Linked DNA regions of Homo sapiens: region 1 is linked to region 2. Evidence: read pairs that join two places in POLR2A ChIA-PET (ENCODE). Cell type or tissue: MCF 10A. All regions are shown on one strand. Links, peaks and the distances in the headings refer to the core of each region. The heading gives the core; the rest is flanking DNA. Region 1 has its middle 44 kb from the start of NPAS2. Region 2 overlaps NPAS2 (neuronal PAS domain protein 2).

What was found. ChIA-PET counts read pairs that join two places held together with the same protein. Peaks named below come from ENCODE experiments on the same cell type or tissue, not always from the same donor. Only the 100,000 strongest peaks of a DNase experiment are listed, where the experiment ranks them.
Region 1: POLR2A ChIA-PET joins it to region 2 with 6 read pairs; 4 of 35 experiments call an interaction of 5 or more read pairs at or near these places.

The regions. Positions count from the first base shown.
Region 1 is chr2:100,772,069-100,780,068 of GRCh38, reverse strand. No RefSeq gene overlaps it. Among named protein-coding and RNA genes, the nearest start is that of NPAS2, 44 kb to the left of the region's middle. In MCF 10A, for the core only: no CTCF peak of the experiment used is centred there; a DNase peak (open chromatin) is centred at 3,478.
Region 2 is chr2:100,828,667-100,839,164 of GRCh38, reverse strand. All of the region lies in intron 1 of NPAS2 (neuronal PAS domain protein 2), which reads right to left. Among named protein-coding and RNA genes, the nearest start is that of NPAS2, 14 kb to the right of the region's middle. In MCF 10A, for the core only: no CTCF peak of the experiment used is centred there; a DNase peak (open chromatin) is centred at 6,174.

The DNA of each region.
Region 1 (8,000 bases), core at 1-8,000, 57 kb after region 2:
CCCAGGGTCATCTTGAACTCCTGGCCTCAAGCAATCCTCCCACCTGGACCTTCCAGTGTGCTGGGATTATGGGCGTGAACCACTGTGCATGGCATTATTTTTTTTTAGAGAAGTAGAGCTAAGGTGGAGAGGAACGAACATGGTTGCCAACTTAATTTTTCCATGAGACACACAGCGAACCCCCATCAACTATCAGCCTGCTGTCATAAAAGAGGAGAAATCTTAACACCCTTCAGAAAAAACACACGAAGAACAAAATGTCAAACTAAAGGAGAATATCTCTGCAGAAGGACAGCTGGCAACCTTATATCCCGCGGGCGCCGGAGACTGAGAACATCATCTCAGGCTGCTGTGTTACACAGACAAGCTCCGCCAGGGCCGTGGGAGCTGTAGGGCTGTGTCTCTAGGTGGGAGCCATAGCCTTGGGTTCCCAGGCAGACTAGGGGTCAAATGGGCTGAGCACTGGAGGGGGGCGGGGGGCGGGAGACAACTTGGAGGCTGCTGTCTGAACCTTTTTGCCCCTGAAATCCCATCCTCTAGTGCAGCTATCACCCATGTATAGCCTTGTGTACCCCTTGATTGTGAGTGGGCTCCGACTGCTCCCTGGCTTCTGCCTCTTTCCCTCTAATCCATCTTCCACATAGCAGCTAGAATGGGCCTTGAAAAAGGTGCATGGATCATGTTCCCTACATGCAAACACCTTCTATAGCTCTCCAGTGGGAGTAGCATAAAGTTCAACTCCTGGCCCTGGCCCGAGGCCCTTGGAGCAGCATCTGTCTGCAGCTCTGACATCAAAGGACCTCCCAGCTTTCAGGGATGTCACTGGCTGGAGGTAGTTCAGCTCTCTAGGGAGCCACGTACTGGGCCATCATGTTCTTGATCATGCTTTTCCTCTGTCGGGAGCATGTGCCTCCTGCTCTTGTTCCCGTGAACTTCTCGTTATCGTTAGGACTGGCTGACATAGAACTCCCACAGAGGGTTCTTCTGGACCCCCCATGCTAACGAGGCCCCTGCTGTCTTCCTTACATCACTTGTGCTCTTCCTTCGTGGCATTTACCATGGTTGGAGTGTTGAGGATCCCCAAGACCATCCCTACATTTGAGATCTGCTGGAAGGATGCACAGGACTTGGCGTATAGTTGTGTTAACAGCTAAGATTGATGACAGTGACGTAACAAAGATCTACAGCTGGATCACAAGGGAAAAGAAGCAGAGTCTGGAGAACACATGGATGGTTTCCCGATGCTCTCCCTCCCATGGCAGGGTCCCACAATGCACGCTCCTCCCCCAGCAGTGAAAATGCAGCAGCACATGTGTGAGGATTCTGCCCAGGGGAGCCCAGTGGAGACTCAGCACCCAAAGTTTTTCTTGGGGACTGTTTATCTAGGCATCCTCTGCCTAGCACATGCCAAATTTCACACCCCTAGAAGAAAGGCAGTGTTCAGCCTAGACCATATTGTTTTCATAGCTAGGCATAAGGAGTCAGCTCATCAGCTAGCTGTTGACTCGGAGTGTGCTGGGAGCCAGGTTCCCAGATGCCAGTCAGGGGCCACCTCGCAAGCAGGTATGCTTGGTTCTCTTTCCTGTGCCATTTGTAATGAGACCTTTATCTCTCTGTCTCTTTGGGTATGGCCTGTTTTGTGTACTAGGCTGTCAGCGGTGGGAGAGCAGGACCCCTGTCTGCATTATCCATGATTCCTAGCATCAGGCACACAGCAGGGCTCTGAGAGCTTAAGAGCAGAGGAATATCTGCAGGGGTCTGAATCCTTGTCCACTACTTCTGATCCATGTGACTTAAAACAAGCCCCTTAGCTTCTCTTGGCCTCAGTTTTCTTATCTGTCACAAGGGGATAATAGTAGTTCTTCCTTACAGAATTGCTGTGATCGCTGTGTTGCTATTTTTTGTTCAATGGATGCAACCTGAGATATGGGCCTGGACTCAGTTGACAGATACAGAAATGGAAACCTAGAGTGAATTCTAGAGCTATTTATTAGGGAGAATTGAAAAACAAACAAACCAAAAGGTGATTAGTCTTGGAGGCCCAGGAAGGAAGAGAATGAGGAGAACTGAAGTTTTAGATTTGAGTGGTTAGAGAAAAGACATCAATAGAAATGTGGTTGTTGAGGTTGGGACAAGGACAGATGTTGATAAATTTTGACCAGTCCACTATAGTCCTCATTCCTAACCATCAGCCGTCTGGTCATCAATAGACCATGTAGGTTCTCAGTCCCCACTTCTGCAGGAGCAGACTGGATTTGGGAGGAGGCCCTTATGAGAAATGCTCTGCCCTGTTGGCGTGTGCTAGAGACCCTGGTCTTTGCCTTCTCTGGCCACTCATCCCTTCTCCTTCCAGGGACATCCACCCTTCCCTGGCCCCTGTTGCGGCAGTGGCGATGTTCTGCTCCATGGGACCCACCTTGGTGTTGCTCACTGGATCGGGGCACCTTAAGGCTGGTTGGCCAGAGGACTCTGAACTGTGATCCTGGCCTGAAAGGATGAGCTGGGCTGCGAAGGTTCTTTTCACAGGAATTTGGAATAGGGCTTATTAGCAGTAAGCTTCCAATTATAAGGGTGCAGTGGGGCTGATGTGGGGGCCAGGGCAAGCCTTTGTGAGTCAAAGTTATAAGGAAGCAGAAATGGCTGTGTACAGGGTGAGGACATGAGGACAGTCATCAAAAGACCAAGAGAGAGACACCCCTTAGCTCTGCTTTGGGCTTGGATGGTTTCTTGAACCAGCTCCAGTGCACATGCATTTTAGAATCTGAGACAATTTAATCAAGCCACTTAGAGTTTGGCTTCCACACTTAGACTTGGATACAAACTCTGTCCCATGCAAGCTGTGTGACCCCAGGCAAGCCCCTTAAGCTCTTTGAACTTCCGTTTCCTTAGTTGTGTAATAGGGGGAATAATATTGCCAACTTCATAAGGTTATGGTGAGGCCTAAATGAGACCTGGCTTGTAAATGGCTTAGCACAGCTTCTGACATATTATAAGTATTTAAAATTGTTAGACAGCATTACGATACAGTCATGCACGGGGATACGTTCTTAGAAATGGGTTGTTAGGTGATTTACCCTTGTGTGAACATCATAGAGTGTACTTACAGAAACCTAGATTGTATAGCCAACTACACACCTAGACTATGTGGTATGGCCTATTGCTCCTAGGCTAACTTGTACAGCATGTCACTGTAATGAATATTGTAGGCAACTGTAACACAGTGGTAAGTACAGTCATAGACTACATAATGATGCTTTGGTAGATGACCATATATGAAGGTGGTCCCATAAGATTATGCTGGAGCTGAAAAATTCCTATTGCCTAGTGATTTGTGTTATAATTGCATATGGTATTTGGTACAGTAACATGCTGTGCAGATTTGTAGCTTAGGGGCAATAGGCCATACCACATAGCCTAGGTATGTAGTATGCTGTACCATCTAGATTGTGTAAGTACACTCTGTGATATTCCCACAACAGAATTGCCTAATGGTGCATTTCTTGGGATGTATCACCTTTGTTAAGCAACACATAACTGTATTTGCATATCTAAATATATCTATACATATCAGGTACTATGTTTAGCACCTGGGTGATGAGTAATCTATACACCAAACCCCTGTTACATGAGTTTACCTATATGACAAACCTGCATATGTACCCCTGAACATGAAAGTTAAAAAAGGCCAGGCGCGGTGGCTCACGCCTATAATCCCAGCACTTTGGGAGGCCGAGGCGGGTGGATCATGAGGTCAGGAGTTCAAGACCAGCCTGTCCAAGATGGTGAAACCCCGTCTCTACTAAAACTACAAAAATTAGCTGGGCACAGTGGCAGGTGCCTGTAATCCTAGCTACTTGGGAGGCTGAGGCAGGAGAATCGTTTGAACCTGGGCGGCAGAGGTTGCAGTGAGCCGAGATCGCACCACTACATTCTAGCCTGGGCGACAGAGTGAGACTCCGCATCAAAAAGAAAAAAAAAAAGTTAAAAAAAAAAAAGAGAAAACGGGACATAATGAAAAAAAATCATAGAAACAGAAAAAGCACAGCAAAAATACTGTATAAAAGATAAAAAGTGGTACATCTGTGTAGGGCAGCTTCACTATAATCTTATGGGACCACCGTTGTCATGTGTAGTTTGTCATTGGCTCACGTATCTATATGCAAGGCAAGGCTATATTTTCATAACTCTATTTCGTGATGTCATTCAGGTGGCTCTCTGTTTCTGACCACAACAAATCAAAACACAGTCATGACGGATGATTCTTTCCTTGTTAGAAGGATTCTTATAGGGAAACTATAGTTCTTAGTGCTTCAGCTTCCAGGGTTCTTCCACCTTACCTGTACAGAATGCATACTGGCATTTAGCAGTCTTTTTCTGACAGCTGACTTCCTTTCTCTCAAAGCATTCAGAATTCTATTTGCATGTTTTAACTGCAGTTAGAATGCTTCCATCAATTTCCACACAGTCCCTTTGGTGAATTTTACAGTTTCTCTCTGAGTCTGACTATACATAAAGGATGGTAACAGTCTACTAAGGTCTCCCTGACACGAGATTTTTTGACCAATGGAAGTGTATTAATTCTCACAATACTACTTAATGTGTGTTACAAGTGTCCATGATCTATTTAGCATTTAGAAAAATGGAGGCCTTGAGAGGAAACAGTGCAAAAGGAATAGCACAGAGCAGAGCCTTCCAGAGCTAGCAGGTCTGCAAAATCCATATACTCCCTCCCACTGCACTGAGCCACCCTCCCCAGGTTAGAGATACCAAGCCTCCTTCATCCATTTGTCAAAGTATCTTCCTGCCTCTAAGATGAACCGTTCCATTAAGTTGTGATGAAAATGACATTTCTTCCCATCACAGAATTTAAACTTATTTTAATGATAGAGCTTTTAAATGCATCCAATGAAATAAGACTCGGGGGACTTGGAGAAGTGCATTTTCTCTCTGCATATTATGTTCTTATTACAGCTTCCTCTCTCAAATCTTCTTATCAGCAGAGTGATGCACTCTAGTTAATACAGTTGAATATAACCTTTTGACAAAAACATAGTATTTTAGGTTGTGGATGAATGTCTGTGTTAAAAGATTGATTTTTTTCTACCACCACCTTCTGATTAAAGTGGACCAGCCACTTTCTCTCTCCTGGGCTGTTGCATCTGGCTTCCTGCAAGTCTTGGTTATTCCTTTCTCTCTCCCATTCCCATTTATCATCTACTCTGATGAGCTCTCAAAAACCGAATCTGATGCTTTTGTTAAGAGCTGTTGCTGGCTTCTCCCTGATCGGGTTAAAATCTAGCTTCTTTAGCACATCTTGGGAGGCCTTCAGGGCTCCTTCTCCCTCCAGCTACTTTCTCCCTGCCTTTGGCCATGCCTCCATCCTGCCAGCCACCTTCAATATGCTTCACTCCTGGTTAACTCCAGTCCTCAGTACAACTGTTTTCTTTGTATATAAAACCCTTCCTGTGGTTCTCTGCCTCTCAGGTCAAGGCATCCTTTAAATTGTTCCAACTCTGACACCAACTACTTCTTCCCCCTTTCTACTGGGTGTGTTGTTTACTCCTCTCTCTATAGCACTCATCTTGCTGCGACTGTAGGTCTGGGGACAGAGACATAGTTGACATAGAATCCTGGGCAGGGCTGACCCAAAGCAAAATTGTGAAGAAAGCCAAATATTGTCTTCAGCTTCTCCTCACCTTTCTTTATTATCACAGTGATTGCTGTTCTTTTTTTCCCTTTATTTTACCACTTTATTGAAACATAATTTACATGCCATAAATTCATCCCTTTAAAGTGTACAATTCAATGGATTTGATTATAGTGGACAGATAGTCCCTGACTTATCATGGTTCAACTTACCATTTTTTGACTTTACAATGGTGCAAAAAGTGATACATATTCAGTAGAAACTGTACTTCCAGTACCCATACCACCATGCTGTCTTTCATTTTCAGTACAGTATTCAGTAAATTAGGTGAGAGTTTTATAATGTGGCTCTTTGGCTCTAATAATGATTGTCTTAAGGTCTATTTTGTCTGATATTAGTATTGTCACTCTAGATTTCTCATCTCCCCTTTTACTGTTTGTATGTTTTCCATCCTTTTACTTCAACCTAATTGTGTCTCTCAGTCTTAAGTGTGTCTCTTATCAACTTTAGCTCAGTGGGTTAGAGCGTGGTGCTGAAAAAGTATGTCTCTCTATGTTGCTCAGACTGGTCTCAAACCCCTGGCCTCAAGTGATCCCCATGCCTCAGCCTTCCAGAGTGCTGCGATTACAAGCATGAGCCACTGCACCCAGCCCGAAGTTTATCTTTGATATGTCTCTCACTGGGGCTGCAGGAGGGATGGGGTGGATGTGGTGGTGGCAAAGGGCCTATACATCTGTTGGTAATTAACTGTAAGTATTATGGAGTGCTGCCCGAACTTAGTTCAGGGTACTACCCTCCTGGCAGTATGTGAACTTCCCTTATGTCCATCATAGAACTTTATATAACTAATGGAATCTCAAAGATGATCTTGTGCTATGCACCCACTTTCAAATGAGAACCCAGGGTAACAGAAAATTTATGTGCTCAGAGTAACACAGTTTGACATAGAGGCGAATTTTCATACCCTGCAGTTTGTCATTCTCCCCGAATTTCCCACTGTTCTTTTTCATGATAGAAAAGGCATGGGAGACCAACATGTGGATCTCTATTTGTGGAGGAGAGCCAAGGATAGAGGTGGATAGTGCTTGGGTTGAGAAAATAAGAGTTCAGGTCTGATTCTGCCACCAATAACTATGTGATTTTTTTTCAGATTTCTTCGTATTTTTTCAACCTTGGTTCCTCTAGTCTAAACGTTAATGATAACACCTACCCAAGTGAGTTATTGGGAAGATTAAGTGAAATAATGTATGTGAACCCCACATGTATGCTCTTAACAGCCACAAGACTGAAAAAAATTATAAAAGGCTATGACTTCGGGGTTTCTTTTTCTTTTTTTTTTTTTTTTGTAAAAGCTAAACTCATACAAGAAAATGTCTTTTAAGGCAACACGTGAAGAGAGAAAAAAAAATTTCCTTAGATTAAGAAAAAAGGTAGTATGTTTTAGTTCACCCTAACTATGGACAAATGAGTCGCAGCTCATCTTCATGACTGAGAATAGAGTTAGGAGCTGAATTAGAGAATAATCCAATAGAATTTTAGCCTCCCTCCTCTTTTAGCTTTGGAAAGCCTGAGCAGATGGAGAAAGTTTGTTTGGTTTGTGCACTTAATTACCTCATTATTTTGCTTCTCTCTTTTGTTACATATTAAGCATCAAGCACTGTAGTAAGATCTGAGCAGTCAAGAGTGACTGAAGACCCAGTCTCAGCTCTTAGCTGTTCTAGATCTGCAGTTGATATCACTGAAAGAATTTTCTGTCTGTATTAAACATAAACAAACTCATGGGTAGATTAGCATGACCTAACAGATCTTTGTTATGGACTTAATTGTCTCCCCTCTAAATTCATGTGGTGAAGTTCTAACCCCCTGTGCCTTAGAATGTGACTATTTTTGGAGACATATTCTTTACAGAGGTAATTAAGTTAAAATGAGGTCATGAGAATGGACCCTAATCCAATATGACTAGTGTCCTCATAAGAAGAGGAGATTAGGAGACAGACATGCACAGGGGGAAGACCATGTGAAGGCACAGCAAGAAGACAGCCATCTAAAAGCCAAGAAGATGATGCCTGTAATCCCAGCACTTTGGGAGGCTGAGGCAGGTGGATCACCTGAGGTTGGGAGTTCGAGACCAGCCTGACCAACATGGAGAAACCCCGTCTCTACTGCAAATATAAAATCAGCTGGGCATGGTGGTGCATGCCTGTAATCCCAGCTACTCGGGAGGCTGAGTCAGGAGAATTGCTTGAACCCAGGAGGCGGAAGTTGCAGTGAGCCGAGATTACGCCATTGCACTCCAGCCTGGGCGACAAGAACAAAACTCTGTCCAAAAAAAAGCCAAGAAGAAAGCCCTCAG
Region 2 (10,498 bases), core at 2,313-10,312:
AGAGAGAGACTGTCTCAAAAACAACAACAACAATAACAACAAAACAAGTCTTCATCCTCATCATCTTCATGTAGAGTAGGCCAAGAAGGAGGAAGAGGAGGAAAAGGAGGGGTTTGTCTTGCTGTCTCAGGGGTGGGAGAGACGGAGGAAGGGAAGGGGAGGCAGGAGAGTCAGGCACATTCACTATAACTTTTATTGAAAGTAAAGCTGCATATAAGTGATTCCACACAGTTCAAACCTCTGTTGTTCAAGGGTCAACTGTAAATATATATTTAATATATATTTCTAAAATTTAATCTCTTCTCTGTATATTAAAAAATAACTGATCCAAAGCAATGGAGCAAAGCACCCCTTAAACTTTCTAAGCAGTACTAACAATTTTCAAAGCAAATTCACCCTCATTATCTCCTCCGATTATTATGAACACCCCTTTGAGAAGGCAGGCCTTGTTATCTCAATTTCTCAGAGGATGTAAAGTCAGTCACTTCTCTGCAGCTAAAAGGGCCTAGACCAGGGGTCTTCTGACCCCGGTGTCCTGCTCTCTCCATCTCAGCGTACTGACTATGCAAATCAATCTTCAAGAGAAAGGCCAGGCATGGTGGCTCACATCTGTAATCCCAGTACTTTGGGAGGCCGAGGCAGGCAGATCACCTGAGGTCAGGAATTCGAGACCAGCCTGGGTAACATGGTGAAACCTCTTCTCTACTAAAAATACAAAAATTAGTCAGGCGTGGTGGTGGGTGCCTGTAATCCCAGCTACTCAGGAGGTGGAGGCAGAAGAATCGTGTGAACCCAGGAGGTGGAGGTTTCAGTGAGCTGAGATTGCACCACTACACTCCAGCCTGGGCAACAAGAGCAAAACTCTGTCTCAAATAAAAAAGAAATAATCTTCAGGAAAAATTAAATCAGCACACATATTCATGAAAAGCAAATCTTAAATGTTTATTATAACCCATCTGACTTAGGGGAATTATTAAAAAAAAAAAAAAAAGCTAACCCAGGGATGACAATTTCAGGGCTTGAAAGATAGTCGTTTTCTGATGTCACAGCTACAATCACGTTCTTGTGTCTAAAATAATTAACACTGCCACTGAAAGACAGGTAGGGCAAGAAAGAAAGGGTGCTGCAGAGAATGAGGTGGAAAGGCAGATGGTGACCTCATGACAGAAGGCTGAAGACCTGTTCCCACCCTGGGTTCTGCCACTGATGAGCCTCAGCCTCAGTTTCCCCTTCTGTAAAATGATGGTGCTGGCTTCCTGACCTCTAAGGTCTCGTCCAGCTCTGTCATTCCCTGACCCTCCTCTCTAAAGGACACTTCCTGGATTAGAATCACAGTTGAGGACAACAGTGTCTCTCTTCCATATCTCCTCCTCCCAGCATACGCCCAACTGTTCTTTACTTCAGCTTGAAAAGGGCAAAAAGACCAATCTGAGGAAAACTCCATTTATCTTCAATCAGATTAGCAGCTAACCCCAAGTATTTTCCAGGTAGTTATCAAAACAGGACAGTGCAAAATTAAAAGGTAAACTGTGTGTCTAAAAATGGCAATCCAGGCCAGGTGCGGTGGCTCATGCCTGTAATCGCAGCATTTTGGGAGGCCAAGGCGGGTGGATCACCTGAGGTCAGGAGTTCGAGATCAGCCTGGCCAACATGGAGAAACCTCGTCTCTACTAAAAATACAAAACCGTCTCTACTAAAAATACAAAAAAATTAGCTGGACGTGATGGCGCATGCCTGTAATCCCAGGAGAATAGCTGGAACCCAGAAGGCAGAGGTTGCAGTGAGCCAAGATCGCACCATTGCATTCCAGCCTGGGTGACAAGAGCAAAAATTCATCTCAAAAAAACAAAATAAATAAAAATGGCAATCCCTAGTTAGGTATAAGAAAGAGAATAAGATATTAGGATCAATACGGCCTTTTACAATCTAACTTTTAGACTGTCAGATCCATTTGGGGCCTCAAGTAATCTGGATGAATTATCTATTCTGCCCGAACTCAAGTGAATTCAGGCTTCTGCTTTAGCTGAAAGAAAATCTCCTTGGGATACTAGATTTGTCCTAGAACATTAATAACTCTGGAAGGATGGGGTCCCGCTGCTGTATGGCTCTAGTGTCTGTAAGCGATGTAATTTACTGGAAATAGCAATGTGAGTGTGGCCACCAGATGAGCCACACTAAAGTGTTCAAAGGTATTCTTGGTTTTAGTTCTTGATCCTGAAAAATCTGCCCCAGAACTAAGAGGAGCACCATGTTTCACAATTCACAGACCTCATCTCATGTTCTTTTCAAAGTTCTTTCATATTTCTGACCACACATTTCCCTATCTGGGAAAATGGAGGAAAACCCCATTCCTCCCAAACCCTGTATACCTCTTTCCCCCAACATTATACATGTGGCCCGGGGACTTGCCTTCACGACGGGGCAAAGCTGCAATGCCATAGAACCCAGGGAGGCATTGGAACCAAGATGCAAAACAGTTCCGTGCGTACGGAAGAAAGAAGAAGGGCATTCACTCGGTAGAGCCACCCCTGACCTGCACAATGGGAACTCGGAGGCACCCCTTGAATCGTTAACTCCTGACCCTGTTATTCCATGGTTGGTCCTACCACAGGTCATCCCAACCTCACCCTCCCCTACCACCACTGTCCCCAGGCGCAGGCGTTGAGTGGCCATGTCTTCCAGCTGAAAAGCCTTCTTAAATCAGTTTCAGTGTTGTTTCCTAGAACTCTCTGAAATGATATACAGCCCAGAATAATTCAGACAGATGTTATTCAAGGATTCCAGGTGGGGAGAAGAAAACAAAACAGAAATGGCTCGGGTCAGGGTAATATGCTTATTCTGAGAAGGCACTGGGTGGCTGATCCCACCTCTCTGGGATGGGGGTGGTACACATCGAAGTGAGGTCGCTAGGGCAAATTTGATTTTGTGTGTGTATATGTATGTCAATCAAATTACTTTATTGATGTTTATGTTCAGATTTTGCTTCTGTTTTCATAAACGGTAGCAGCAGGAAGGTAGACAAAGTGGAAGTAACCTAACTGGGCTCCTCACTGCCATCCTGCAAAGAGAGCCTGGCATCTCTGCTTACAACCAAGGCTGGTGGCGGGAGTGGGGTTAGGATGCTCTGAACTGCCCTTAATCAGTTAAGTGAATCACTACGGAGATACTCCCCAGGAGTCAAACCGAGGAACAATGACTTAGAAAACCCTGTTACTCAAAAGTCGGTAATATCTTGCTTGCATGTATTTCCTTTATATTACATTGAGTGCTGAGGTCTGTGCTCAGCTGTGGAGGGGAAGAGGGGCAGGAGGATATGTTTTGGGGTGACCCTGAGTGACTTCTAGGAGGCTTCCCCATAAATTCAGTCCATCTCGGGTTTTCCAGGCCCGGGATGATGAGACCCAGGTGAAAAGCTGTTTGACAAATGTGGTCCAGGTGACCCCTACCTTTCCATGCTGGCTTCTAGGTTAAGCTCAGCTGAAGAAAGATGTACCTGACTCCAAAATGAGGAGAGACATAATGAGTGTCCTGATTTAACAATCCTTATTACAGCCAGAGAAACAATTTTGGAAAGCTGGATCGCTACTAAAAGACAGCAAGGAACAGAATAATGATTTTGTCCTAAAAAAGATTTTCCTGCAAGCGTTCCTCTTTTGTACCCTTTCACACGCAGCCTCCTCCTCCGAAGGGTGGAGTCGAGCACGGACACCAAACTGGAGTGGTTTCCTACTCCGGCATGCACCCAGCCGCCGCACAGTGACCTCCTGCTCAAGAAAAACCTGCTGAAGCTAAAGAAGGCAGGTTCAGATGCTGGATTTGATTTACACACATCCTATTTTCTTCAAAGCAACATTTCAGAAAAAGTAAATAAAAACGAGCTGTTCTATTTCTGGTTCTTCTCTAAACAGTGAAATTCAAGTTCCTGTTCTGACTGTCCTCATGCCAGTCATTTAACTTATCTGCGCCCCGGTGGCCTGTATGGAAAATGGGAAGAGCATAGTGCTTCCCTCCAAGTGACTGCTGTCAAAGCAAATGAGCAAACTCGTGTCTGTAACGATGACTGTCGAACACAGGGTCCCCCCTCCCAAATGATCCTTGGACCTGATGATATTTTTACCTTGCCTAAATTGTTATGGAAAAATGATAAAGGGGCCAGGCGCAGTGGCTCACGCCTGTAATCCCAGCACTTTGGGAGGCCAAGGCATGCAGATCACTTGAGGTCAGGAGTTTGAGACCAGCCTGGCCAACATGGTGAAACCCGGTCTCTACTAAAAATACAAAAATTAAAATAAAAAATAAAAAATTAGCTGGGCATGGTGGCGCATGCCTGTAATCCCAGCTACTTGGGAGGCTGAGGCAGGAGAATGGCTCGAACCTGGGACGTGGAAGTTGCAATGAGCCAATATCACATCACTGCACTCCTCCAGCCTGGGCAACAGAGTGAGACTCCATCTCAAAAAAAAAGAAAAGAAAAGAAAAGAAAAATGATAAAGGGATGGCCAAGGATGGCAATGTTATGGGATTAAAAAGTACGGGTGAGAAAATCCTGCAGCTGACCCTGACCCCGCCTGGCATACATGAGAAGCACTATTAAAAGCTGGTCAAGTAAGTAGGCAGTTTAGTCTCCTTCATAGGCATGAATGAGCTCTGTGCGTTCAGTCTATCTGAAAAAAGTCAGATGTCCGCACCTAAGAGAGTCAGCTGGTTCCCACAAGTCAAGTGGACGGTCCGTGTCCATCCTTGTCCTTGTTTCTCCCTGTACCCAGCTGCCTCTAGCACCCAGCCTTCCTTATCTTATGCTACTCACGGCAGAGAGCAGATTGTGGAGAGCACACAGAGAGATAAGGCGATTCAGGCAGAGTGGGTAGTTGGCCTGTGGCGTGGCCCTCCCAAAACCTCTGGGTGGAGAGTGCGCCGGCTGAGCCCAGAAAGCCTCATTCTTATGGATTCTCTGGAAGCAGGGCCTGAGAAACCCCTGATTCTCCAGGTGAGGAAGCCTCTTCAGGACTCATCAGAGAAAGAGAAGCACTGAGCCACCAGGAAGGGGTCGGCTGGTCTGTTCGGTGCCGGGCAAGCTCCAGGAGTCAGCAAAGGCCTCTTTGCTTTCTGAGCCTCTAGTTTTTACCTGGAAAAGGTGCACCACGTTGTACCAGATGATCACTAGGGTCCTTTCCTTCCACCTCAAAACCAGCTTATTAACCAGAATTGGGAGTGTGTCTCCAATCTGAAGAATAAACTCCTGGTTCCGTTGAAAACCAGGTGATCCTTATTCTTCAGGGGATGCTGACATAGGAGACAAACAATAGGATCCTTTAAGAACTGTGGGAGCTGAGCCTCCATTCTGCAAGCCAAGCCTCTTTAGATAAAAAAGAAAGGCCACATGAAGTAGCACATGTCACATTCATCATGGCAAAACAGCCCCACACATCCCATAAAAATTTCAGAATCCATGGGATACACAGAGGCTATTTGATTTGGACTGAAATCCCAGACACAAAAGGTTATCAGGGTACTTTGCTCTTATAAATGGCAAAAGCTTTCAAAAGCACACTGTGCAGCCCCAAGCAACTGCCAAGACATTCTGAGTGTTTGGCTTCTAGAGTTGAAGTATTTCACTTCCCCCACTTCATGTTAGCTTTCAAGAGAACACTGGGATATGTTGGGGTTTTACTTGCTAGAATGTACCTTGTCTGAAAAAACCAAGTACTTCATTCAAGAAGAAAACACCTTGAGGCTGGCATTTACCCAGCTGGGTGTGCAAGAGTTTGAGTGAACTGGTCACAGCGCAAAATAAATCAATAGCACTACTTTTCATTTTTATGAAACTCTAACAAGCATTCTCTCCTCTTGATTCTCATCCTGAGTATCAATATCTCCCTTTCACAGACGAAGAAACTGAGTCATGGGGTTTATGCAACTTGCCAAGGCCACTTGGTCACAGTGACCATATCAGGGCGTCAAAGCTTTCTGCTATGGGCCATGCGCTGTCCTCGTTACACCATTTAAAAATGCCCTGGCCCATAAGACGATGGCCACTCACACACTGTGATTTAAAATCAGGTCATAGGGTGCTGCTGGCACACCCACGGTGCAGGCTGAATGTTTTTATAGGTGTCTCATATAAACAGGCTGCAATAGATGCAAGAGCTGCCAAAGTCTGAGCTGTTAGAAAACACAGACATCGCCTCAGGGAAGCACATCCGAATGATACCACCCAAAGAAGTACAAAATGGGCAAAGAGATGCCGTTGCTTCATAGAGATATGTGCTTAGACACATGGCACGAGGAAAACATAAGGAGATTTTGTACAGAGAGGTTAGATAGCTGACCACTTTGGACACCTAACTCACACAAACACAGCACAGCTTCCCAGAAACTGGGAGCCCAAGAAGAATTAACTATTCCTTTTAAAATTTAAGCATGGTGTCTCCTGCACTAGCACCCCCATTGTTTCCTGGGTCATTGCCAGGCAGGGGCCCATCCAGGTCTCTTAAGCAGACCAGCAGCAACGTTCTTCTGGGGAGAATGCTACTAGACCAGGCATGGCGAGAGGAGAAAAACCTACTGCACAGTTGGAAGGCTAACCAACAACTCCCACCGAGGGACTGTGTATATACCAAACAGTACAAGACCAAACAGATGTGGCGCACACTGGAGCGCACCACCTTGCTGCCCAATAAATCCCCATTTTTCACAGAGCACCGGGAACATGACTCCCTGAACTGGTACAGCAATAGCAGCAGGCCTTGGCTGAGGAGGAGCCAACAATTGCCAGGGCAGGTACAACATGGCAACCGTCAGGTAAGCGCTTGGAGCAGGTCTCTACAGAAATCAGGGGACAAGGATGATGAATGACCTGCCCAGGGTGGGAAGGGAGATACAGGTGGCTCAGGGTGCTGTGAGTTTCCTGAGACTCTCTTTGAGGGGCTCATATCTGCTGTCTGGCAGTCAGGAATCAGCACAGTTCTTCTCTCATTCTCTCCATGGAATGTGATAGAATGCCGATGTGCCTACCCTACATGAGGTGCAGGGGATTCAGCGGGGATCGCAGGCCCAGGCAGAGCCCAGCTTGGTCATGAGAATCACACACACACACATCAGGACAAGAGCAATGATGCCAGCAGCTGGAGCCTTGCCAGGAAGCATCCCAGGAATAACTGGAGAGCAAGTTAAGGACTTGGGGCCCTGGCAGCTGAGAATCAGCATGCTAGGGGGTAAATGACAGCAAACGAAGGCAAAAAGAATATGGGTTTGCAGGTTTGAGAGAATAGAAAAGCCAGGAAGGAGATGTAAAATGCAGGATAGGGGTCTATTTTCATCAAGGCCACCTTGAACTGGATCCAAATCCAGGGGTCCCGTGCTTCCCCTGGACAGTTTCCAAAAGTGGTACCTTTTCAGATCAAATGAAAGTAAAGAAGATTTTATTTTGCTTGAGAGATCATAAAACCTCTAAAAAATTGCCATGCAAATTGGTTGTGAATGAATCTCTCTCTCCCACAATGCTATGAAGGGGAAAGGGGGGAGGCCATAAAAGGAAAATTCTCTCTGACCATTAAGAAGGCCTTGGAGAGGTCACACAAAAACTTCCATCTGCTTTTGGTCATTAGATGAGCTGAGATGACAGAGCTGCAGAGCAATCGTTCTCAGCAAGGTTCTAGCTGACACATCCGCCCCCACCTTACCACACACCCCACAACTTGGGGTTTAAAGTTTTCCTCGTATTTGTTATTAGATCTTGATCTCCAGGGAATTAGGCATCTTTTGCAGTAACTTATGATACTGTATGCCATGTCTTTCGTAGACAACACAAACTGAAGTGCTGACGTGGCAAACACACAATTTATTTTTATTTTTATTTATTTATTTTTTGAGACAGAGTCTTGCTTTGTCACCCAGGCTGGAGTGCAATGGCGCAATCTCAGTCCACCGCAACCTCCGCCTCCTGGGTTCAAGTGATTGTCCTGCCTCAGCCTTCCGAGTAGCTGGGATTACAGCCATCACCACACCCGGCTAATTTTTGTATTTTTAGTACAGAAGCGGTTTCACCATGTTGCCCAGGCTGGTCTTGAACTCCTGACCTCAGGTGATCCACCTGCCTCAGCCTCCCAAAGTGCTAGGATTACAGGCATGAGCCACTGTGCCCAGCCCAAACACAAGATTTGGTAGGTCAATGTAGCAGCCAGACTGGCTTCCCCTTGTCCTCACTCCAACCCACCTCCTCAAAAAACCTCTCTAGCTACAAGAAAATGTTTCCTCCCCTCCCTTACTGTCAACACTTTGTCAACAGGCAGTGATCAGCACTGTTTGTCCCGTGACCTATGTGGACGTATGATGCTGTCTGCTTCTAAAAGGTCTTCACCCTCCATGATGGATAATGGAAAATTGAAGCCATCAAGTTCTGAGATTGAAAAAATAATGGATGGATGTTTCTATACAACACTAAAGACAGATCTGACTTCTACTGACGGGGACTATTTGTGAAAATACTCCAAAAGGACTCCAGCCCATGTCGGAGAACCATGACTAGCTGCTGGGTTGGATGAAGCTAGAAACCATCATTCTGAGCAAACTATCCAAGGACAGAAAACCAAACACCGCATGTTCTCACTCATAGGTGGGAACTGAACAATGAGAACACTTGGGACACAGGGCAGGGAACATCACACACCAGGGCCTGTTGTGGGGTCGGGGGAGGGGGAGGGATAGCATTAGTAGAAATACCTAATGTAAATGACGAGTTAATGGGTGCAGCACACCAACATGGCACATGTATACATATGTAACTAACCTGCGCATTGTGCACATGTACCCTAGAACTTATAGTATAAAAATAAAATAAAAAGAAATGGAGTTAACCCATCTGAATTAAGGAGAAAACAAATGTTTGCATTTGTATGCCAAAAAATATAGGCATTCATAAAAATTAATAAAAAATAGAGGCATTCTCATTTCTTCGTGGTCTCAAAGTTTCTTCTACCACCTGTCATGTTATTGCACGTAGTCTGATGACTAACAATTCTATTCGCGTTAGGATATTTGGGATGCCTCAATGCATGCAACAAAGACCAAAGAGCTATGCTGGCTGCCTCATGATGTCCCCAGGAAGTCTACTGATAGGTTGTTTTTGCTTTCAAGGTATCTTTTTCTTGTGTGGTCTGTTGACTCTGAGAAGGTTTTTTCTTTTGTCATCTTGCCTTTTCCTTTCCTATTGGAGGACAGCAGGTGGTGGGTGTTCCTGGGCTATGCACTATCACTTAGGAGTGAGGAAGTAGAAGGATGATCAGAGGTCCATGCCCAAGAGTGGTGCTTTTCAAATGTGCCCTTGCCTGAAGGGTGATTAACATTTCTTATGAGTTTTATCCATTTCATTTGCCTTCCTCTCTTCTCTAGCAGAATTGAAAATGTTTTAAGAGCATTCCCCTGGATAACTGGAACAAGATGAGGATGCCCACTCTCACCACTTCTATTCAACATAGTACTGGAAGTGCTAGTCAGAGTAATCAGGCAACAGAAAGAAAGTAAAGGCATCCAAATAGGAAACGAAGAAGTCAGACTCTCTCTCTTTGCTGCTGATATGATTCTATGGCTAGAAAACCCCGAAAAACTCCACCAAAAGGCCCCTAGAACTGACAAATGACTTCGATAAAGTTTCAGGATACAAAATCAATGTGCAAAAATTAGTAGCATTTCTACATTATTTCACACCAATAACGTCCAAACTGAGAGCCAAATCAAGAACACAGTTCCAAAGTGCTGGGATCAGGCGGGCGGATCACTTGAGGTCAGGAGTTCGAGACCAGCCTGGCCAACATGGCAAAACCTCATCTCTACTAAAAATACAAAAATTAGCCAGGCATGGTGGTGCGTGCCTGTAGTCCCAACTACTCAGGAGGCTGAGGTTGTAGTGAGCTGAGATTGCGCCACTGCAATCCAGCCTGGGCGACAGAATGAGACTCTGTCTCAAAAAAAAAAAAAAAACAACAAAACACACACAGTTCCATTTGCAGCAGCCATTAAAATATAAAATACATAGGAATACAGCTAACCAAAGAGGTGAAAGATCTCTACAATGAGAACTATAAAACACTTCTAAAAGAAAACATAGATGACAGAAACAAATGGAGAAACATTCCATGCTCATGGATTGGAAGAATCAATATTATTAAAATGCTCATACTGCCCAAAGCAATCTACAGATTCAGTGCTATTCCTATCAAACAACCAATGTCATTTTTCACAGAACTAGAAAAAACTCTTCTAAAATTCATAGGGAACCAAAAAAGAGCTTGAATAGCCAAAGGAATCCTAAGCAGAAAGAACGAAGCTGGAGACATCATATTACCCAACTTCTAACTATACTATAAGGCTACAGTAACCAAAACAGCATGGTACTGGTACAAAAACAGGCACATATACCAATGGAATAGAAGAGAGGACTCAGAAATAAAGCCACACACCTGCAGCCATCTGAGCATCAACAAAGTTGACAAAAATAAGC